Regions from separate parts of the Homo sapiens genome. Here all the other regions are linked to region 1. A link is a loop called in an ENCODE intact Hi-C map of the cell type or tissue named here. Cell type or tissue: PC-9. All regions are shown on one strand.

The links. A loop is a pair of places that touch in the nucleus more often than their neighbours do. Peaks named below come from ENCODE experiments on the same cell type or tissue, not always from the same donor. Only the 100,000 strongest peaks of a DNase experiment are listed, where the experiment ranks them.
Region 2: it touches region 1 in a loop (26-fold over the local background); 31 of 110 quality-filtered maps call a loop at or near these places.
Region 3: it touches region 1 in a loop (16-fold over the local background); 49 of 110 quality-filtered maps call a loop at or near these places.

The regions. Positions count from the first base shown.
Region 1 is chr5:59,810,514-59,818,513 of GRCh38, reverse strand. The region is part of intron 1 of PDE4D (phosphodiesterase 4D); the gene reads left to right. Among named protein-coding and RNA genes, the nearest start is that of PDE4D, 79 kb to the left of the region's middle. In PC-9, CTCF peaks have their summits at 4,303 and 4,502; DNase peaks (open chromatin) are centred at 4,053 and 4,633; H3K4me3 peaks cover 17 bases; H3K27ac peaks cover 964 bases.
Region 2 is chr5:60,282,838-60,290,837 of GRCh38, reverse strand. It overlaps a transcript of PDE4D not described here. Among named protein-coding and RNA genes, the nearest start is that of PART1, 200 kb to the left of the region's middle. In PC-9, a CTCF peak has its summit at 3,490 (motif pointing right); no DNase peak of the experiment used is centred here.
Region 3 is chr5:60,379,901-60,387,900 of GRCh38, reverse strand. It overlaps a transcript of PDE4D not described here. Among named protein-coding and RNA genes, the nearest start is that of PART1, 100 kb to the left of the region's middle. RefSeq lists an enhancer at 7,904-7,953. In PC-9, a CTCF peak has its summit at 4,891; no DNase peak of the experiment used is centred here.

The sequences.
Region 1 (8,000 bases):
CTGAAATTTCTTTTATAATGTTCTGCCTGTGGCTTTCCAATAGTAATAGTAGTAGCAGTTGTTGTAATAATAGAGATAGTAGTTGTATTGATAGCAATAATAATAGCTACTATTTATTGAGCACTGACTGTGTTTCAGGCATGGGTCCATGCACTTTACATATATTAACTCATTTAAACCTCCCAACAACCTAACAAGGTAAAGATGATTATTATCCCATTTCACAACTGAGCAAACTGGGACATGAGATTTAAGGAACGTGCCCAAGCTCACACAGCTAGGCGATCACCAATTATACATTTCCTCTCTGCAAGAGAACAGTCTATTTTTCAAAAACATGCTGATAAAACAGCAATCCCATTTGCTTCTAAGGACAAACCCTGCCATGCCTGAGTGTTGCCATTCTTAAACTCCAGGCCAGGGCTTGCCTTTGGATACATGTGAGCTTCACTGGGCTCTCTGCTCAATGTCCCTCCTCAGAGTGTCTCCCTAACCACCTCTCTTGATCTCTCTCCACCCCTTTATTCCACTTGGGTTTTCTTCAGCACACTTAGGGCTACCTGACAGTGTTAGCAAGGCTACAAAGCAAAACACCAGATGGGGTGGCTTAAATAACAATCATTTATTTTCTCACAGTTCTGGAGGCTGGAAGCTTGAGATCAGTGTGCCAGCTTGGTTCAGTGCTGGTTATGGGTCTCTTCTTGGCCTGCAGACACAGACACCTTTTCACTATGTCCTCACATGGCCTTTCTGTGTGTGTGTGGGGGGGGGTGTGGGTGTGTGCGCGCGCGCGCGTGCCTGCATGCCTGTGTAGGGAGAAAGAGAAAGCTCTTTGCCTCTTCTTATAAGGTCAGATTAGGACCCTACCCTTATGACCACATTTAAACTTATTTACTGACTAAAAGCCCTATCTTCAGATATAGTGACATTGAGAGTTCAACATATGAACATATGAGCTGATAGGAATATATGAATTGATGGGAACATATCAACACTTCAACATATGAATTGGGGTGAGGGACGCAATACAGTCCATAGTGGTGACCCAGCATATATTTAATAGGTCATTAATGTGTTTACTATGTGTCTTTCCCACTCCTCCCGGTATTAGTAATCTAAATACCAGTAAGGATTTGAGGTTCTTCTTTGTTGTATTCCTAATACCTAAGACACTGTCCCACACATGGTAGATGTTCAATACATATTTGTTGGATAAATAAAAAATACAGAGCTCCCTCTTCTCCCCTACATGTTGGAAAATGTGTGTGATCTAAATGAGGGAGAGGGAGAACCATCTCATCTAATCTTCCAAACTTCCTGAGCCACCTTTAGCTACTGAGCACATTCACGTTTCCGTCAGCTGGGAATTTAGGTGCCCTGCCTATCATCCTCTGGAGCCCATCCCAGGAGGGGGCAGAAGGAGGTGGAGCAGCACACTAGTGTTCCCAGAGTGGGGAGAGCAGATGGAGAGGAGTTCATGGGAACGATGATTTACCCCTGCTCACTTACCCCTGTGAGAGGACACTGCCCTCCACGAATCAATGCTGGCTCCTCCTCCAGGAACCAGGCTTCTGCATCTCACTTGCCATGCTGTGGATCTAGGAACAAATTTGCATTTGGAAATTCATTTTAAAGTGTGCATGCTGAGGTTCTGGTGACATGCAGGGTAACTTCTCCCACCCACGATATCTCTTGACTCAGGCCTTCATGTAGGAGGGGAGGAGTGTTTGGCAGCAAAACTGGGTATTTCTTAGGAAGGAAATCCTTCTAAGCTTTATGGAAATCCTAGGGTGTTGTCCCTACCTTTCTGAGTGTGGAGCAGACTATCTGTGTACATAGCGGTAGTGAGGGGTGTAATATTGGAGAATGGCTTAGGTAACAGCCAAAATATACATTGTATATCCCCAAAAAGACGACCAAAGACTCACAGGCCATGCTGCTATCATTAGATATAATAGGCATAGCCTTTCATTGATATGTAAATGTTAGTATTTTTGGTAAGTGCCTTATTTTATCTTCTGGATAATATAAGATACAAGTACCATGAGGGCAGGATCCTTCTCTCATTCATTTTTTTTCCCAAGAGCATAGCACAAAGTAGGAAGTACTTGTTGAGCGAATGAATGATCCTAAATATGAAAGGATGGCATTTTATCGCCATTTTCCAGATGAGAAAAAAACGAGGGAGCTTATCAGGTTTATATATAGTGAGTGACAAACTTCAGAATTAAACCAAAATCTAGTAATTCCTATAACTTACAGGTTATTAAGGAGTCCACCTGAATGTAAGTCCAACAAGACAGGTGTTTATTTTGTTTACATACATTCCAAGTACCTAAGACAATGCCTAACATATATAAAATACTTCATAAACATCTTCATGTGTGAATAGAATTTTCAAAGTTCATCTCAATATATGCCTCATGTGACACTTCCAACCCTTCACTGCCAGGTCTTTCAGTCTTTATTTGAATAGGTTCAGTAAGAAAGAATTCACTCGTGCTTTAGATATGTATGGCTTTTCCACATTGTTGTCAGTTCTAAATCCCGAAAGTTATTTTTGTATGCTTGGAATACTTCACAATATTCACAATTTTTACAATAAAATAATTTCAGGTCTTCTTGATGAAAAATGTCGATCAGGACAGGGCTGAGGATAATCACAAGGCTTGAAATTAAAGAAGTCTCCTTAGGCTGAAATGAATTTCTAGTTGTAAAACCAAATATGAATCTATGTATTTGTGTTCCTCAGACCACTTTTCCAGCAGGTCCTTGGCTGTATTTTGTATGCATTTGTGAAATGCTTTGTTGAAATTCAGTTTCAGCCAGGTCTGTAGCATTCTCCTGGCCCCTGGTCTGATAGTTGTACCAGGAACACTAGCTAACAATTGCATGGCACTAGTCTCAGCTGGATTTGTTCTAACTCTTTTATATGTATTAACTCAATCCCTACAACCACCCCATTTCATTACTATGCCCACTTGAGAACTAAAAACACTGAGGAAGAGCGAAGTTAAGTAACTTGCAGAGGTCTCAGAGCTAGGAAGTAAGACAGCCAACTCGGAACCCAGCAGACTAGCTCTGGAGCCTACCCACCTACCCTCCACACCGTACCTGTGGTCCATCCTCACCAACCAGGCCTGCTGCCCTGAGCATAACTTCACCCTCTTGCGTTCTAAAACTATCTGCTGATTAAGTGAGTTCTGAAATGTTTTCAGGGACCAATACTAAAATCAACTATGAAATAGTTTCAGAGATTGACCTTTCCTCCTTTTGGAATGGATAAGATTTTCCCAACCGAGGTCTCCCATCAGCTCTCCTGTTCCCCTGGACTGTGGCACATAGGAGGGCCAGGGACTTGCGCCTATTATTTCATTTCTTTTGTTATCCTTCATTTCTAGATCTCTTCTCTACCACAATTATCTCTCATGTTGACAGTTTCCCCACAGATGGGATGTCTATTTCCTTGATAATACAGCATTATTATGCTAAAATCTCTCATTTGTGTTATTAGCCAGACTCTGTGCAAAAACGTGTGTATATCTGAGACTCTGTGCTGTTCTTAGCCACCTTCTTGGTCCCTTCTCATGTAAATTACTAGGGCACTTCTTCAATATTATTATTATCATGCCCCCTTACCACCACCACAAAATCTTCCATCATAACCCATTTTTTTTTCCTCCTCCTTACCACATTTTCAGCTTTGAACTCTTATAATCAGATCAGGAATTACATTTCTGAACAAATGCAGGCTTTGCAGCATTGTGAAGTGCAGCTGGTCCCCAGCAGAGAGCCCTAAGCCCCTGCCTGAAGCCAAACCCCCTTTTGTGGCGAGAGGTCTGGATTTTATTTGTTGTTTTTATCTTTGGTGAACTGTCAACTGGAAGCAGAGATGCGAACACCAGTTATGTCCTCCCCTGCAAGGTTCATGACCAATACTTTATAGTTTCTGGATATGCTTCCTAGGTTTCTTCTGTTGGTGTCATTTGCCTGCATGTGACTCACTGGCAGGTGGTGATTTCATCATATTCTAGACATGTGTCTTAGGAAGCTGGCCCCTATCCTGGCTGGCTGGACACATATCGAAGTTCCTTAGATCTACCATTGTCACTTTCATATCCATTGTTAAATACTATAGATAGCATGCAGGGGTCAGCCAAATTGTTCTGTAAAAGGCTCAAGCATAAATATTTTAAGTTTTGTGGGACAGACAGTCTCTGTCGCAACTACTTGACTGATGCAGCATGCAAGCAGCCACAGACAATAAGTAAACAAATGGGAATGGTTGTGTCCCAATAAAGCTTTATTTATAAAAACTGTCTTTTTTTATAAATAAAGGAGCCCATCGTTTGCCGCCCCCTAGTGCCAGGAAGGAACAAGGGGAAAATAAGGAAGAGACCCAGAGGAAAAAAAGTGTCACCAACCATATCTCTAACTCATATTTATTTACTTATTTTTCTAAGCGCAATCGCTAAATTATCTCGTCTTCCTAAGGCGTATGAATCTCTTACATTAACTTAGGGACAGAATATAGAGTTTTATGTTATCTTCTGTGAGTTCTTTTTCCATTCTGTCATGTTTCAGACTTTCAGAGGTAATTTTTAAGTATTTCAGCTGTGCCTTAGATACATTAAGGGACCTATAGTGCCTCCCTGAGGCCAAGATGATGGTTGCAATCATAAATAGGTTATTTCTGAGTTGAGACTGGTAAGAACAGATTATCCTGCCCAGACAGTGATGTGCCAAGCATTGGCAACTTTGAAAAATTTGCAATTTGATTTTATAGGAGAGTTTCCTTAACAGGCCTGAGTTTTTTTCCCATTGCTTTTGTGAATACAGTATTTTCCCCTGCTAGACTCTTAGTCAAATGTTCTTGCCATTATAAGAAAAAAGGAAAACTGAAAAACTTGAAAATAATTTTATTGGCTTAGGAATTATTTTCATGTTTGTCTGCTAATGGCAAATAAATCTACCTTATTGAATCATACGGATTTTAATTCCCCGGGGGAAAGGTAACCAATGACAGGCATATGTGTGTGTGTGTGTGTGTGTGTGTGTGTGTGTGTGTACAAGTGTATGCTTGTGAAAATTGAACAGCAAAAAGAAATTAGGTGGAGAGGAAAACATTAAAGCTGGTACTGGTGGGTAATCATTATATATAGTATATATACACATATGCCTTCTCCAGTTTTATGGAGGCAGTCAGTGCCTCAAAGACGTGTAATAAAGAGACAGCAACAATTATTGGTGGCATTCATGTAGGAGAGGCTTGAGCCAATGTAAACTTGACTTGGTTAGTAATCTTTGCCAAAACTCCCTGATTGTTGTAAGGGAGTTGTGAACCATTAGGTTTGCTTAACCAGAACAGCAAGTAAGCATCCAAACAGATTGTCCTTGGACCATAAGCAAATGCCCAGAAAATAGCCCCCTGCATAGGATATTAAGTACTTAGAAACAAATGAGAAAAAATATTACAGCAAGTCTTCCAGGTATAGAAGGGATAAACAACCCTATTGGTATCAGAATTTAGGAATATTATTATGTCTCCCACTTTAAATGAAATACAGCAGCCTGACTTGGCAAAATTTGGGGAACGGTTCCCCTTCTTTGCAGCCAGGTTCGGTGCTTGCCCTCTGGCATCCCTTCAATTGTGTATATTACTGGCAGAGACAGCTGTTTGAGCTGCTAATAAGATTGCAAAATAATATCAGCTTGTGCTTCAGGTTGAAGATAAGAGATAACATTGCATTGGCTGTAGGAATGGCTTTCTTATAAACTGGATTTAGTTTTATCTCACTTGTCTCACTTGTTACTTTTTTATTTATTTACTTTTTTTTTTTTGAGATGGAGTCTCACTTTGTCACCTGGGCTGGAGTACAGTGACACGATCTTGGCTCACTGCAACGTCCGCCTCCCAGGTTCAAGCCATTCTCCTGCCTCAGCCTCCCAAGTAGCTGGGATTACAGGCATGCGCCACCACGCCTGGCTAATTTCTGTATTTTTAGTAGAGACAGGGTTTCACCATGTTGGCCAGGCTGGTCTCAAACTCCTGACCTCAGGTGATCCGTCTGCCTCGGCCTCCCAAAGTGCTGGGATTTCAGATTACAGGTGCCATGACGCCTGGCCCCACTTGATACATTTGAGGGTCTCATAAGGTCTTGAAATTGAGCCTGTGAATTTATAAACAGGGCTACAACCATCCTGCAGATGCAACTTTTTGGCATGCCAGAATCAGTGGCACCTGAAGAGCATCTCCTTGAAAGCGGTAGTAGATAAAAGGAGATGCCTTTCAGGTTTCAGACGTGGACCTCAGATTCACCTCCAAGACTAGAGTTATCACAGTGCACAGGATCATCCAAGAACAGACATGCAGAGGGAGGAAAGGCCATTGTAAGGCTCAGGAGAACATAGTAGAGCCTAAAAATGAGAACAAAATGGTACTATCAGAAAAGATGGCAGTGGTTGGGACATAAGAGAGGGTAGGTTCACAGGTTTGTGGGACCAGGACTCAGTCACTTTCCTCGCGCTAGGCTCAACCCTCACGATGGGGAAAGTAATGTACTTCTGGGCTTAAAATTCTTCACAGTCAACTGGTAGAGATATGAGGGAATTTATTGCTAAGTAGTAGGGAAAGTGTTTTCACAAATAACATACAGGAAATTCCCATATCATACAAAGGAGGTTGTATTATCACCACGTTTTTACATATGAGAAAATAGAGTCTTAGAAAAGTTATGTACCTTGCCTAGGAGCATGTGCCTAGATAGTGGCAGCTCCAAGATTCAAACCTAAAACTCCAGAGTCTGAAACTCACACAGTTTCTTCTCTGTTCTGAGGCTTCATGCAGCTGGACAGGAGGTTAGCCTGAGACAAGAGGAGGATCATTCTCGAAGGCAGAGAGGCTGGGGACATGACTGCTTTCTGGAAACCTGAGCTCATGGAGAGAGGCTGAGAGTCAGGAAAGTAGGACATGAAATCATTTAATGAGAGTGAAGACCAGCCAGGTCAGGGAGTTTGAAAAGAGAGTTTTGAAATATCCATTGTAGCTAATATGGGAGAGCATTCTTTGAGAGTGATTAAAATGGCGACTGAGGACACAGCTAAAGTGAGAAAGAATAAATCTGTGGCAGACTTGCATATTTTTGGTATGTGCATCTCTTTCCGAAATCAATTGAACAGAGGTGGGAAAAGTAGCTTGGTGGATAATGAGGTAGAGTGGAAAGTTGAAAAGACAGAGCTTAGGAGTCTTTCTGATTGGTCTAAAATTCCCCAGGGAAAATCATGTTTCTTTTTATGAATATAGTCCAGGTCTTAGGTCTGTCCCACGGCACAAAGTTTTCAGGACATTCTGGACAAATTCACACATTTCCCTGGATGTCAGTCAATTCCCTTTGCCTCTGTGCTATCACTTTCCTTCTCTCTGCTTTCTCCTTGAGTTACCTGTCCCAGCTCTTCACTCCACATTCTGCAGCCTCCGTTTAGCTCCTTTATACCTTTGTCCAGATTCTTCCTAACTTATTATACTGCCTCCTCATGTCAACTTCCATCCCATCTGCATTTGGGAAAAGAAGCCCACATGATAAGTGAGTCCATCTGCTAAATGTATGCATCTTAGAGCATTTGTTCAAGATCAATAAAGATACAAATTATTTTGATTTTTCAGCTGTTGCCCAAATCCACAAGAGTACACAAATGAAAATGCACTGATTTTTAAAAAGTACAAATAGCCATTAAAGTTTGTATTGTTTTATTCTTTAAATAAGCCGGAAAAATGGGAATACGTAGGAACGAGGGAGCTAGCAAAATAGGCGGGGCTTCTGCGTTTCAGGTGGTCTGAGACTGCAGTGACCCTGAGGCTGGTGGACCTGGAAGGAGCCAGGGAGAGATGGTGGATCCCAGGGGTGGGAGCAAATGCATGGTCCAAGGTTCTGAATGGCAGAGCTAGACCAAAGGACTAACCTGCTAACCTTGACCAAGGAGATGGCCCAGAGGTTTTCTAT
Region 2 (8,000 bases), 470 kb before region 1:
TCTCCTATTTGTTATTATTATTTTTATTTTTGAGACAGGGTCTCACTCTGATTGCCTAGGCTGCAGTGCAGTGGTGCAATCACAGCTCACTGCAGCCTCCATTTCCCCAAGCTCAGGTGATTCTCCCACCTCAGCCTCCTGAGTAGCTGGGACCACAGGTGTGCGCCACCATGCACAGCTAACTTTTTGTATTTTTAGTGGAAATGGGATTTCACTATGTTGCCCAGGCTGGTCTCAAACTCCTAAGCTCAAGCAATCTGCCCACCTCGGCCTCCTAAAGTGCTTGGATTACAGGTGTGAGCCACCACTCCCTGCCTCCTATGTATTATTCTATATGTATTTTTTCATATTAATGTATAAGTTTTTTCAAGTATGGGTTATTCCATTTGAACAAACCATTAATTCTCTGCTCGTCTATAGTCATTTCTTATTAGATGTGTCAGTTCTTAATTTTATCACACATTAATTTCTTTTTTTGTTCCTTATACATTTTGTTTCCTTGAGATCTTCAGAATGTAAATCAATCTCCATTCTGTTATGATTTATAATCATTTACTTCTCAGATGATTCCTCCTTTAGTGCTTTGTGCCTTCTGTTATATTCTTATTACTTTTGATCTTTTATTGTTCTAATTTCACCTCTTCTCAACCCATCCCCACACTGGCAACTGTTATATGAATGGCTGGTCAGATGGAATCCACATATGTTCCGTATGCATGTATAGATTTTACTCAAGCCACTAGTGGAGACACTATTCCTACTTACACATATGAGTACCAACCTCTCTGTGATGCAGCAATCATATCTTGACATATCTAGAAAGTTTCATCCTCATCCATAAATTACTTCATCTTTCTCCAAATAACTCAGGGAATTTTACATTAACCTACCCAATTTAACAATTTAGGAAAAATCAATTCAGTGACATGAGGTAAAAGATGCGCTGTCAAAATTGCAGTGTCTCTAAGGTGATTCTTTTTGACCAGACTAGAAACACTAATCTGGCACTATTTTAGTTGGGGTTTCCTGGTACCTTTCCATGCCATAAAAATCTCTATAAAACAGAACAAATTGCACATTTAATTATAGTTTCAAAAATTTGCATTCTTGGATGAAACTTTTTCTCTTGTCCCACTCTTGCCATAATTGCTACATTGTCTACTGTTAATTTGCATTTTAACTGAGCTTTAAACATTTAACCAGAGGATGGTCCAATCGGAGATTCTATAACCATCTCAGTAATTGGTAGGCAAGTTATTTTTTATTGCTATTTCAGCAGTAGGGAAGTCTCCTCTACAGGGGTGGGGAAAGAGTTGATAACCTTCAAAACAGACTCTTTACTTTGGGGCTGTGATGAGAGAAACAGAACAGAAGTTAGGAATGGTGAAATTAGAAGAGACAGATGGTGAGAGATTATCATGATTTATAGGATCACCCAAATTGTCTAAAATTTACTCCAGAACTTTTTACCAGTTAGGGCAAAATGTCATGCTTATTTTGAGCTCCTATAGATACATTTAAATCAGACATACTGGACTTTGCATTCTGTTATTTTTTTGAGGGGGGTGATATTTAAGGAGTTCTAGAAACAGCCTACATTAGACTTAGTGTTTCCAGCAACTAACAAATTTAAATGTTATAAACATTTTTCTAACGCATTTTCCTTTAAACCACTCTGGGGAAAGACATGAATGTAAGATGACTGATTCTCAGATTATCTGCTTTTAGAACAACCTTCTTTTAGCTGCAAAAACGTAGTGACGGTGTTCTCAATGTGAGACGGGGAAGATTTTAGTGGGCACAGCAGCTGTTGACTCAAATATAGTTATACATGTTCCTTCTGTGTTTTCTTGTAGGTGAATCAGCAGTTTAGTTTATTATGAAAATTAGCAATCTATAAGATGATTCTGAAAAATGAATTCTCAGAAATTTAAGGTACACACATGGCATGATTTGGTGAATATGAAGTGCTGAAGTGAAATACTCATATCCCATTGTGATCATTGATGTTCTTGTTGCAATTATGGTCATCATGTCAAGAACAAAATCAATTTGATGCGATTGAAAATAACAAAAATGCTTTATGTCTTTTAGAGAAAATATAAATGATTCATTGTAAATGAGAAACCTCAAACTGAAAGCACATAAAATACCAGGTATGAGTGTTGCATTTTGAAGTCTCTGACTACATGAGAGTTGTCTGTGAAATAAAATATCCAGTTACACAAAATATTCTTTATAGTTAAAAAACTTTTTTTCATACATATCACTAGTTAACTATTTTTAGTCCCATCTTTCCTATGTGCCCAGCAGTGAGCTAAAAGCTGTGCATTTAATGCATTCTTCATTGTATTTTTGTTTTGTTTTATTTTGTTATTTGTAAAGATGGGAAAGACCAAATGAAAAGATGTCAAACTTTTCTGGGGGTGGAGAGGACATTTGCATTTTGAATTTAGAAACCTAAATTAGAGGTTTAGGAAGACTCATAAATATGTAGCAGAGGTTTGGTGGTCACAGCTAGAAGCTGACCACCACCATGGGGCAAATAATGATTTAACCTCCTCCTGTAAGTATTTGATGTAAGATCATCGGTATATTTCATCTGTGACATTATCCAAGAAGAAGATGAATCTGAGGGAAACAATGCTTGCAGATTTGAGGGGGAAAAATGCTTGGAGTAGTTAGTCTCGGGATAGCCCTAGGTGATGATAATCCTTGCACAAACACAGCACACTGTTAGAACAGACAAAAGTCTGCAGAGGTTAAGAAGACCCTTGTTACATTGGAATCTTTCAATCACTTCTAGAAATATGATTTAGTTAAATCAATATTTTATTTAGCTCTAGGTACAATATTGATGCTAAAGAAGTTCTTGTTGAACCAACAAATGGATGCTCCTTTAAAATGCTGGAGGCATCATAAATGGCATGTTAGCATCAGGTACCTCCCTCTTGGAGCTTACACATAAAAACAAATGTACACAAATAGCAATAATCAAATAAAATATTAGGGGATTGTGTCAAATGAGAGCTAGTGACAACTGTTGATTTAAAGATTCAGCCATTTCAAAGTTTTAGAAGTTTTAGGGATATAAACTAAAGAGTCCAGAGAAAGCAGGGAAAGTATAAACTATTTCTGCCAAGGATGGGGATTTTGAGGCAAGGTTGGATATTGCTATTAGGAAGAAGTGGCATTTGAGCTGGGTAGGATTTTTACATTCAGAAATGTGAATAGGCACGTGTAGAGAAAAGGAGGCAGAGGATTCTGGATTGAGGGAATTTATTAATTCTTCATTCTACATTTGCTGATTACTTCCTATATACAAGATACTAAACTAAGTGCAAGGCACACAGGGTAAATAAGAATTTTAGTTCTTGTCTTTGAAGAGCCTTCCCGCAGTAGAGGAAACACGTACTTACAAGAGGCAAGCAATGGTGCCCTAAGGCCTGAAGGGGGCGCCTCTCCTACACAGCAATACGAGGGTGGAGTTTATTTTCATGGCACCTCAACCCATCTGACAGCTAGGGGAGCTGCATTTTCCAACAGAAGGTGCATTTTGTATATTTGTAGGCTGTTTTATACACTGCTTTGTGCTGAAGTTATTCAGGCATTTCTCTTCCCTCTAGACCTTAAGTTCATGGAGGCCACAAGCTAGGTTTTACCATTTTTGTATCCGTCTGTGCTGTCTAGAGTAGTGCCTTGGACACACAGTAAGGATTAAAGACTTTCGGAATATAATTAAATTTTGCTTTTACTGGGAAATAAAATATATCTCATAGAAGGCATGGTTGTCCTATTCTTCATCTAGTCTTTCAAAGTCTTTACAGTGTGTTGTGTGGCAGAGGCCAACAGTAGTTAATACTGTGTTGAAGCCATACCTTTCATACTTGATGTTATTTTTGAACAATGAAAACTTTGCAGGAAGTTCTCATCCCTTTGTGGCTAAGATATTTTCCATTAAGGGGGAAACAAAAAGAGAAACATTAGCAAGCTACTCATTTATTTCTTTTAAAGTTACTTGTTAGAAAGTCACCTTTCACCCCAATTTCACATTGAATTTAAGTTCATTCCTACCTATCTGACAGTAAGTCAATATTCTGAGATTGTTTCGGAGGCTTCTTATTTTTCCTCAGCTGTAAACTGAATTACCTTTTAAACGATTTTCTAGCTAACAGTAAATGGTCCATAAAACATATGAATAAAAATGAAGGCAAACATTTCATGCTTAAATAGCTATAATGGTAGTCGGTGTAATGGGCTGGAGTTTCAAAAATAACCAGTGATGAATCTCTTAGCGGCCACATCATATTATCTGTGGTTTTTGCAGAAGTGTCATTTGCAGCTATTCTGACACACATCTTACTCTAGTTGGCAATTTATGATGTTTTATTCTATGTAAACAAATGTCTGTCTATCTTTAGAGTACAAATATCTACGGAGATCAAATGTAAGAAAAAAGTGGCCCTGACTTGGTTTCATTGTTGTCAAAAATGGTCTTTAAGAATGTTGTTTTTCTTTAGACAATATTACTTAAGTATCTACAATGGCTTGTTGTATTTCATGGGAATGGTATTACTTTACAGCTTCTGCCAGGGTATGTATCAATCTTCTCTCTCACTAAGGAAACAGACAAATTCTGCTATTTCTTAAACAGTTTTTTGTGGCACTTATAAGAATTATCATGTTTCCCGGGTTGTTGTGACAGACTGAGGATAGCTATGCCTGAATTCATGGTGACGGTAAAGAGAACGTGTAGTGTTAAACGGGCGTCCTGTTTGCCTGAAGTTGTCCAATCAAAATGTCTTCATTGATACCAGCTATTTTCTTAAAGCTCTGTATTTGCTCAGAGGCACTGAAATGTTCCTTTCCCCTTTCCTTGTGCACTCTGAAACATTTTAGAATGCTTTTCAAATCTTGAAATCTGGTGATTGCATTTGAAACAGTTTTATAAACATGCAAACCCACTCATGTGATCTGCTGGGTTTTCGTTGAAACTGCCACTCACATGCCAGGGTTTGTACAAATAGACCTGAAAGGAATTCTCAAGGTCATTTTATTGCAATCCATATTTGATGAATTTGGGAAGTTGTGGGCACCACGTCACTCTGTGAACTTGTAGCAGGGAGCTGAGGCTGGTAAGGTAGTATCTCTTTATTTTCACTTTAGTAGTGTTATATTCACACATAGCTTTTCTTCTTAGGGTAGAAGTCTTCCTCTGCTAACCTTTGATTTTTTTGAAATTTCATTTTTTTAATTCTTCAACTCCCAAACAGATTCGTTGTTTTTCTTCCCTGTAATTTTTTATTTATATCTGTGTGTTTTGATTAAGGTTACTTTCTAGTTGTAATGGGGAGCATTAGGCAGGTTTTTTTTTTGTTTGTTCTTTTCTAAATAATCAGGACTTTACACAAAGTTACAAGCTCAATAAGCAACAGCCGAATCCTTATTCTACATATTTTTCAGCAGAGTGCCTTATCAGACACTATGTCCTCTCTAAAGTCTGCACACCAATGTCTATGACATTCTAGACAGCTATTCTTTAGTACACCTTTGTACTTCAGGTCCCCTTTGTGGCGGTGCATGTTTGCCAGGAATCCAAAATCTGTTAATGACTGTTGTACTTGCTATTATATTATATCATATAATTATTATGTAGACTGATGTAACATATAAGTAAAGAGAAGTGTTTATGTGAAAACTAAATAGAATGCTAGTAAATTTGCTAAAAAAATTACTGTAGAATTAGATGTAGGTGAGCCAATCATAAAAGATTGGGAGGAAATGTGAATGATTCTTAGATTGCTTCTCAAGTGCCTTAACTTCTCAATTACAAAGAAACACTGTAAGCCATAGATGATGCATAATGGATGTTCTTGATGTAAGACATTGTAGAAATCTAACTAAGAGATTCAAACTCAAAGCAAAGGCCTTGGCTCTACATCAAAAGAGTAGCCAACTATGTGCATTTAAGTGTTGCCATTTATAAAGAATACTTGAGGTATTATTTCTGAAGATTCTTGACTTTAATATATTCATTTAACAAACTGGCCAACTACCTATCCTGAATATGTCATATGAGAGGGCTTCTAACATGAGAATAAATCACAAGCCTCTAGCTGTTCTCTATTTTAAAGTGGGGATGAAAGGTGAACAAAGTGTTACAGATTCTCACTATTTGAGTATCTAATAGTGATGGGGAGGCTGTCCTGTTGCCTTAGTTGTCCTGGAGAAATATCATCGGGGCCTCTTTTCTGTGATGCAGCTCATGGCAGAGTACACCACTGTCATCCTAAACTTTTAGCTAAAAGCAGATAACACACTTCTTTTTCATATAATGCATTTGTATCTGAATTAGGACTTTAGTGTTACGGTTAAGACCTACAGGCATTGATTACTTTGGGGTGAAGTCTGGTGACCAAAGACAGTGTTCCTAAAAAGTGCAACTTCCTGGGAGTTTCCACACCTAGCTAGGAGATTGTCTCAGGGACTTTTTACCCAGAAGATAACTCTATTATTGGTAGGCTTAATAATAGCAGAAATACAGGCTACCTTATTTTCATGATTATGCATTTTTAACATTAATTTTTAATTTCCTTGAGATCAGGTAATAGAAACATTAATAGCTCTCTATACTACCAGGCATAGTTACCTAAAACAAGGTGAGTGCTAAATAGGTGTAAAAATAATGATCAAGCTCCCAAAGTGTACTATTTAGTTATTTTGCATGACAATTTTAACAGAAATTTGTCTCCTATCACAAATTGCAGTTTTACCATATCAATTAGTTGGATCTTGTCTCATCTTTCCGTTCACTGTGCTACCTAGTGTGGATGATTCTGCGTATTTTAATGTTGAGATGTGACCACACTGTATTCATTCAGCTGGTTTCTCAGAACTCGCTGAATATGGGACAGTTTTTTTTTTTCCCAGTAGTGAGCTTGACTCTGTGCATAGGAAATACACGCAGTCCTCATGTGCCTTTCCCTTTTCTGCAGATGGTAGTTCATGAGCCTCCCTCAAATATAACAGCAGCTCATAGGTGAATTTATCAAAGAGTATGGCCACCTTGGGAGACCTGGCACATTTTACAGGCCCTGCTGTGATATAGAACAATCAACTCAATTTTTTTATGTGTTCTTTCCATTATTGTAACTCCCATGAGGTAAAGTGTTAAGCTACATTAAGCCTCATTAAGAGAAATTTGAGTTCATGATGCATATGTAACTTCGCAGTAATTGTAATTAGTACAATCTGCTTCTTGAATTTGCTAACATATTTGGGAAAAATGTTACCATTTTTTATTTCTTTTAAAACATTTAATGCCAAAAACTTTTCAGTAGAGCATTTAGTACCTCTCACAAAATTTCATAAGTGGCTTTGATTGTGTGCAGAATTACATCAAATGATTAGGAGCAGACAGTTCATGAAACTAAGAACATAATTTACAACATTTGTAACAAAAAAGTATACTTTGAGTCTCAAAGTATGAGTAAAACCTGAAATTGAATTTTTTGAAGTCAACTATCTCCTATATATTAACCAAAATTTATGAAAAAATATCTATGACAAAATAAGACAAAAGATGGGCAATACTTCTAATAGAAGAGGGAGATAATGCATTAGGAAGCACTCTCTGTGTAGATACTAATGAACCTGAGGGTATAAGATGGAGATAATATTAGAAAACATGGTAATATAGTACATACTGCTCATAATTATAGTCAGAAATTTTACCACCCCTCTCAGTAATTGGTAGAGTAAGTAGACAGAAAATCAGTAAAGATATAGAAACTTGAAAAAACAATCAAATAACTGCATCAACATTTTAGAACACTCCACCCAACAACAGCAGAATATACATTCTTTTCAAATGTGCATGAAATATTTACCAGTATAAAGTATATTTTAGACCATAAAATATATCTCAGTACATTTAAAAAGATTTCGGACTATGTTCTCAAACTACAGTGGAATTAAGTTATAAATCAGTAGCAGAAAGA
Region 3 (8,000 bases), 570 kb before region 1:
TCTACAGGTGGAAGCATCTTTGGGACTGAGCCCTCAACCTATGGGATCTGATGCTATCTCCAGGTAGATAGTGGCAGAATTGAATTAGAGGACCCCCAGTTGGTGTCCACTGCTTGATGTGTGGGGGCAAAACTCCACACTTCGGGTAACAGAAGGCTTCTTCTGTGTTGATGACTGTTGTTGTGGTGGCGTGAGAGTAGAGGAAAAACACGGTTTGAGAGAGCTTTTCCTGACACAGAAGCCCAGACCTTTAAGGGCAAAGTTTTGTCCATAAAACAACCCTAGAACAAGGTCCCCAGGGAAAAAGCACCAAAGGGTATAGGAGTGGAAAGAGGGGGTCAGTACAGGCATCTCTGCCCCTGTCACCCATGTTACATTTTACCCTCTGTTATCCTTCATTTTATAGTCAGTGTAGGGGAACTAGGAGAAATGGTAACACGCAAAGATTGGTATCAGTTTACACCAAAACAGAACACACTGCTGGTGAGCACAGGGAGTTGGAAACAATATACACAAAAGTCTCACAAAATAGAAAAGAACATGGATACTGGCTCTAACATTGACGTCATTGGGATACAAAGTCTATTTACATTGTTTCTTATGAGGTCAGCAAAACATTTCAAATAGCAACTCCTTGGCTGCCTGCAGTGGGTCTGCAAATGTGAAATAAAACATGAACTGCAGACCTGACTTATGAGCAGGACGTTCCAAGTTTCCTTCTTTGCTTTTTCTGTAACAGATCACCTTGTCCTTGTTACTGCATTGGTAGATTTTTATCATCTCAGATGAAAGAATCCTAGTGTTGGCCAGGGCAAATCCAAAACACAGGTGATGAGAGGCAACACCCAATGTTAAAACCTGATCCACTGTGGTTATTTTTCTTTCCCATTGGGAAACTATAAGGATGCAAATGGGCAGGAGAGTAAAAGCAGCAATCACGTCTGCATGGACTGAAGGCAATTTAGTTTCTATCAGACATGGTGACAGTGATCAATGCATCACAAAATCACAAACAACAGATGCCAAGCACAAACTGTGTCACAGATCCCAGATCAAAGATATCTACCATATGTTTAGCTTTCACATCAATGTACATCAAGTCAGTTTTGAACTAGAAGCCTTTAGATATACAGTTCATTACTTCTTTCTCCTTTTTCATCCTCTTTTGTCTCCAGGAAGTTCCCAGAATCCGAATTTAATCATTATTCAGGTTTGGGTATATTTGCATATAAATGCATTGCTTGTGATGGATCCAGTGAAAGTTCATGCGCAGGGCTGCCCCTGCCCAATGCTGCACTGGCTTTCTGCCCATCAGTGCTGGAGCTGGCAGAACCCCCCTGCAGAGGAACGGAAGCAAGTGACCTAGAGGGGCCTGCAAAGAGTCTTAGGAGGGCAATTACAACACGTGTTTCTTCCTTTTAGGAGTATCTAATTGGGTTCAATGTGAAGGCAGCTCACTGTCAGGCACATAGAAGAGACTCTGAGTTAGAGAGGTTGAAATGTGGTCACAAAATATCCATGAATGTATTAAATCCATAAGGATTTATTAGGGGCTCTTAAGCATTTGATTCCCTTTAAGGAAATCACTGCTAATAAAGAGGCACACAGCTTGAGAAGCTGAAGCAGAGTGAAAAAAATTGATTTATAGCTCATAGGTAGAGAAAGCAAAATTCCTAATTAGTCATTTTTTTTTAAAGCACGTACTAAAGGGAAAATTACTATATATTTTTTTCCAAAGTTTCCTTGGTCTGGCTGTTGTTTGCCATTTTAATTACAGATTTATTATTTATTTTGTATAATATATAACTCAGGAATTATTATTATTTAATTTTTCCTCTTTTTTTTGCATTGGGCTTGGTGCTGGGGAAACAGAGACAAATTATGCAGAGTCCTTTCTTGTTGGGAATTCACACTCTGGCAGCCTGGTGTAGCCATGTGCACAAACAACTACTGTGCAATTTGATGAGAGAGACAGAAGGCAGGGCAGTGGCACAGGTGGAAGTGCCCAGCTAGGGTACAAGGAATTGAGGGAAGGCTCTTGAGAGAGAAAGAGATCTGAGAGCTGTATCTTCCTAAAAAGTTGGTGTATTCCAGGTAGATGAAAATAGGATTGGGAGACAGAGGTGGACATTCTGAGAAGGGGGAGTAGTAAGTACAAAACAGAGGTGGCAATAGCATTATGGACTTGGGGACCGTTAGTAGGTTGATAGGATTATAGCACATAAATATTAGACCAGAAAGACTGAGAAATGATGCTGGAGAAGAAAGTAGGACACAGGTCATGGAATGACTTGCAGGCTGCACCAGAGGCACTTGGATTTTATGAGAGCCTTGGAAGGTTTCTGTGGCAAGTGTTGCCAGTGCCCCTCTCATATTCCCTTGGCAGTCACTGTTACTGTACAAGACAACAGCTACAAGTCTCAGAGACTACAAGTTTGCAAGACTGTAATGAGGCAGGCCCAAAGCACCAGAAGTTAACATCCTTGAGAGCATCGCTCAGACAATGATGCATGAATAGCTCAGATTCTTCACCCCTGGTGAGGATGAGTCTGCAGCAGGTTTTGTATAATATCTTGGAGGTTCCCGGTGACATTGAGTCTCACCTGATCACAGCAGTTGTCTGGTCATTTACACACCAGTATTGTTCCTTCCCATACTTGCCATTCTTCCATACCCTCCTACATTTTGCTTCCTGGAATCCCTTCTCGAAAAACTACTCATGCTTAAATTCTTAGCTCAGGCTCTACTTCTGGTGGAATCCAATCTGGGACAGGTTTTTGGCTTGTGGAGGAACAGTGGCAATGAAGGCGGAGTCTGGATGATTTTCATGAGAATGCAAGAGAGAGTGGAAGACTCTGGTTCAATTTAGAAAGCACAGTTCGTTGCAATTATGGCCAAGCTGTATGTATTCTGGGAGACAGGGAAGGACTTTTCGATGATTCAAGGTTTAGGTTTGTTGACTGGTGGGATCCATTAAGCAAAATAAGGAATACAAGAAGAGGAATAGGATTTTTGGTGAAATGTGTGGGATTTGGATTTGATTATGCTGAATTTGAGGTATTTCCATGGACAGTGTAGGCATTGGGGAAGAGGACTAGTTGCGACACCCCAGTTTGGAAGCTGAGCATCAGCCCCTGAGTAGTAGTAGAAGAAGTGGGTGTGGCTGTGGTCACTCAAGCTGAGTGTGGGGATGGGGAGTAGGAAGAACCCAACAGAAACAAACTTCTGGGAGTACCAACCTTTAACAATCAAATAGATGAGGAGGAACTTGCTACAGTGAAGGAGTGATCTGTAGCACCAGGCAAGGGCCAGGGGAGTGATGTCGTAGAAGCCAAGAAAGGAAATCATGTCAGGAGGAGAGAGGAAGCAAACAGAGTCAAAGACTGCAGAGAGGCTTGGCAAGGTCAGACTTCAGGCTCCCATTGGATTTGGAAGTTGAGTGGTCATTGTTTATTTAAGAAGTTCATACTAATTTGGATCAATTAGAAAAGTAGTAGAGATTACCTCCACTTAAGACATTTAGTTTTATTACTTGAAAACTAGGCTAACCAATAATTGCCTAGGACAGGGATTGCTTTAATGAATAGGTAAGAATAATTTCTAATTATAGGGTGGCATGATTTGCGTTACCATACTGAAAAATGCTGCCCCTCTATTTGTATGATTTGTATGAAGTTCAGTACTTGGAAAGCTTCAAGTTTGTTCACCTAATTAGGTAAGGGTTTTTCTTTTAAGCTAGTTGCTGTTTTTTAGTTTCAAGTTGGTCCCTATTTCTGTTTGAATTATCACAGGTTTCAATTTTATGTTGCCAAAAGATAAGATTTAATACCATAGCTGATGCCCCTTTGAATTTTGAATAACAATTCTATTTTCTTTATACTATTTAGTTATTTGTGGTTAAGAATCTGGTCTGTAGAGTTAGACTGCTTAGCTATTACAGTAGCTTCAACACTTACTCTTTAAGATCCCTGGGTAGGTACTGTGCTTCTCTGTGCCTTGATTTCCTCATCTGTAAAATGGAGAGAATACAACTTTTTTTCAGAAGTTAATTCTTAGTACCAAATGAGCTAATTCATATAATGTATTTAAAGGCATTTTAAATGGCACAGAGTAAATGATCAGCACATTTTAGCGTTAGAAATATTTGTTAGTATTTTTTCTATTTATAATTTGTTACTATTACTAAAAACTGGGAGGCAGAATAGTATAAAGTGATAATGATTGAACTATAAAACAGATTAGGGTTCTGCTCTCAAATTTTCCGCCAACTCTCTGAACTGGGACAAGTCCATTCACCTCTCTGAGTTCACATTCTTCACCTATAAAAGAGGGAGGTTAGAATAGAACATCTTTCAAGCCAGCCTTAGTTTTAATATTCTGGGAAGCACACCTTTTGCTTGGAAGTAGCTGATTTACACAGTAGTCTTAGCTGTAGTGTGTTTTCCCCTAAGGGAAAGATAAATGGGCTAAAAGGAGAAATGGAAGGCATTTCCATTAGGCAATTGCTTTCTGGAAAGTACAACTAATGTTTTGGTTGGTTTATTTTCATAGAATTCATTTCTTGGGCTAAAACATAAATCAGTTACTATATTCAGAGGGCTTATCATTTCTTTTTTGAGTATACTTATGGTTGGAAAAATTCCAAGTGTTTTTCATTTTTTTGCCCTGTTTTTTCATACCTTTTACAGAAAAATAATTGTTTTTAGTGCATTCATTTCATTTGCTAATGTTATAATCTGTACAAAACAGCCCACCTAATTATTCTTTTAGATGTTAAACATGACACATGTAAATAAAATGATAATTATAGAATGTGGTGTTTTCTTGTATCTTACATTTTTTAGATCTGAAAATTGGTCCCTGTTCTTATTCTGCATGTACTCCAGTGAAACTTTCCCTTGATGAGTTATTTTTCATGCGCACACATGGGGGAGCTTTTGAGACACTAGTTTGAATGTTACACTTTGAAGACTTTCTCAACAACTTGACCCTAAGATGATGGACTGGAACTCTTCATTGAAGGAAGTGTAGCAGGGTGCAACTGGCTGTAGAACTGACTTCCCTAGCGCTCACTGTCTCATATGCAGCCCTAGAACCAATTCATAAATCTCTTTGAAAGATAGCCATAAACATGTATTCTCTCACACAAAAGAGTAGGGCTAAGAAAATGAAAACGAAAAGTGAAGGCAGATCCAGTATTTTCTAAAACTTCAGTAAGAAGTACCTGAGGTCATAAACTTGGGGGGCTGCCTCTTCCGGTGAAATGGGGGAAGTCAGCCAGAAACTCTGATTTTGACAGCAACATTATTTAAAGGAGTTTCTGAAATGATCAAACATGTTCTTCCATAGAAGAATAAAAGTCTAAAAGCACATGAGAATATTTTTAAAAAATCACCTCTGGAGGAAGCAGAAACAAAAGTGAGTGGCTTGAGTTGAGTCCGATGCTCTTGGTGTCTAGCTCTGTTTGCCATTTAAAGAAAATGCAGAAAAATAGAAATGTGTTAAGTGAAATGAAACCCCATAGGACCTTGACTGACTTTATTGTTATCTTTCTTTTGACCCTAATTTTTGGGGTAGCTAAAACCGCAAATAAACATATAGAAATAGACCTGGTGTTAGCCACATAGATACATGAAGTAGCATCAGGAATGACTGGGGCTTTTCTCTGCCCCAGTTTATTTGGAAATAACTCCAAACTATTTCATATATAAATATATATATATTTCAATGCTTATCATAATTACATCTGAATATTTTGCTCATAAGACAAACTTCTAAATGCCCTTAAAATGAGGCTTCAATGAGGAAATAAATACAGCTGATTTTAAAATGTTATTTAGTATCAAGAAAAAACTCTTTAGCAAATATTTCCTGTGAAAAGTATACAGTATAACTAGCTTAATATATAAAATTAAACAGAATCTTTCATGATGAATTGAAAATAGGTAAAATTTGTTTTCCTTCTCATTGTTTTTTCATATGTAGACAGCCAAGTTTCATCCTTCACAGTTTGTGTTCAACTCCTTGCTGTTTTTTTCTCTAATCTTTTCCTCAGTGCCTTATTCATTCTCATGGTTTTAACCATTAACTATATTCCCATTCTGGGCTTTCATCACAGATTCCAGTTGTACATTTTCTATTGCCCATTGGATGTTCCTACCTGGATATGGAAGTCAAATTGAATGTCAGCTACCAAATTTACCTTCCATCCTCCACTTGCTTCCTCGGCTTCTTTCTTTACCCACCCTCCCAGCTCACCAGTTCCTTCTGACTTTCCCGTATCTGTTCACTAAACTACCATTTTCTGAATCACCTGGCCTTGGAAATTTGGTGTCATCTTTGACATTAACCTGTCTCATGTACACTACTGTATCAGGGGTTCCCAAGGCCACCCTCAGACTTGCTAAAAGGATGCATGGGACTCAGAAAAGTTGTTATAGTCACAATTATGTTTTACTTAGTGAAAGAATACAGACTAAAATCTGAAAAGCAAAAGATATGTGGGGAAAAGTCCAGGAGAAATTAGGTGCAAGCTTCTAAAAGTTTTTTTCCAGTAGAATTGCACAGATGCACTTAATTCTGCAAGCAATACCGTGTGACATATGCAAAGTGTTGTCAACCAGGGAAACACTTGAGCTTTGATGTTTTTAATGGAGGCCAGCCACATAGTCATGCAGCACCTGTATGACTTACCTCAGCTACTCAGACTTCAGCTCCTCAGAGAAGGAACAGGCAGCCATCATGCATCACATTGTTAGCATAAACTATCTGATCAAACTGGTACCACATGCTCCAAGGCCTGAGGCATACAACACTCTTACCAGGCAGAATATACCTGTGGCTCAAGGCTTACTCTCAGGAGCTGGCCTAAGTTCAGTCTTGAAGAGAGGTTTTTCTTGGGCATGTGCAGGGCTTGAGCCACCTAGATTTGCTGAGTTAATCTTACTACACATGCACGAAAAATCACCAAGCTTTGTTGGTTACTGGGAAAATTCAGAGCACATACTGTGGTGTTAGATATGTGTTTGAGTTCTGCCTTTGAGACGATTAAATGAGATGTGATTAACATACTGCTGGACACATAAATACTAAGTGATGTCGATTTCTCGTTGTTGTGATTTTTATTATCTCTGCCCTTTTCTATCCAATATCACTTCTTATGTTTAGCCTAAGACCTTATTGTGTTCACCTTCAAGGTGCACTAGCTTCCCATATCAGTGAACTTAGGATGTTACGCTGCGCTAACAAACAATCTCCAAATTGGTATCACTTGCTAAAACAAGAGAGTTATTTCTTGATGCTGCCGTTTGTCTATTATGAGTTGACTGCAGCTCTGCTCCAAAGTATAATCATTCTGGGACCCCGACTGAAGGAACAGCCCTGATCGGGACATTGGGGCAAAAAGAAAAGAGCGTATTATAGAACCATAAAATGGCTCTTAAAATTTTGCTTGAAAGTGGTGCATATACTATGTATTCCCATTTTATTGTCTAAAGTAAGTGACACATCCCAGCCTGAGGTTATTGGATTAGGGATGTATACTATTCCCTTGGAATGTTTGAGCAGTAATATAATCTATCAACTTCCTAGCTAGCCTCTGTGTTAAATGATCATTAGAGTATCTAAAGAGGCTGGAAGCAGAGAGGCCAGCTAGGATACACTAATCTATCCTGCTGACCATCACTAAGTTCACATCCTCAAAGTTCAGTGTTGACAAACCATTTCTGTTCTCTATAACTGCCGTATCATGGTCTTCTCTTGATTAGTCACGTAAGCTCATTTTTAAGCTCAATCACCCATGACTTTCCTATACGCAAGTGAAACCATAAAATTAACCAGCATCGGGCACATTTTATCTTAGCACCTTTTATACCTTTGCTCATACTTTCACTGAGATTGAGGGCTCTTTTTTGAAGATAGTTACCATTTCATTCACCTTTGAATTCTCCAGAGCCCAGGTACCTTACCTGTGGTCATGGCTGAAACATGTAATCAATTAA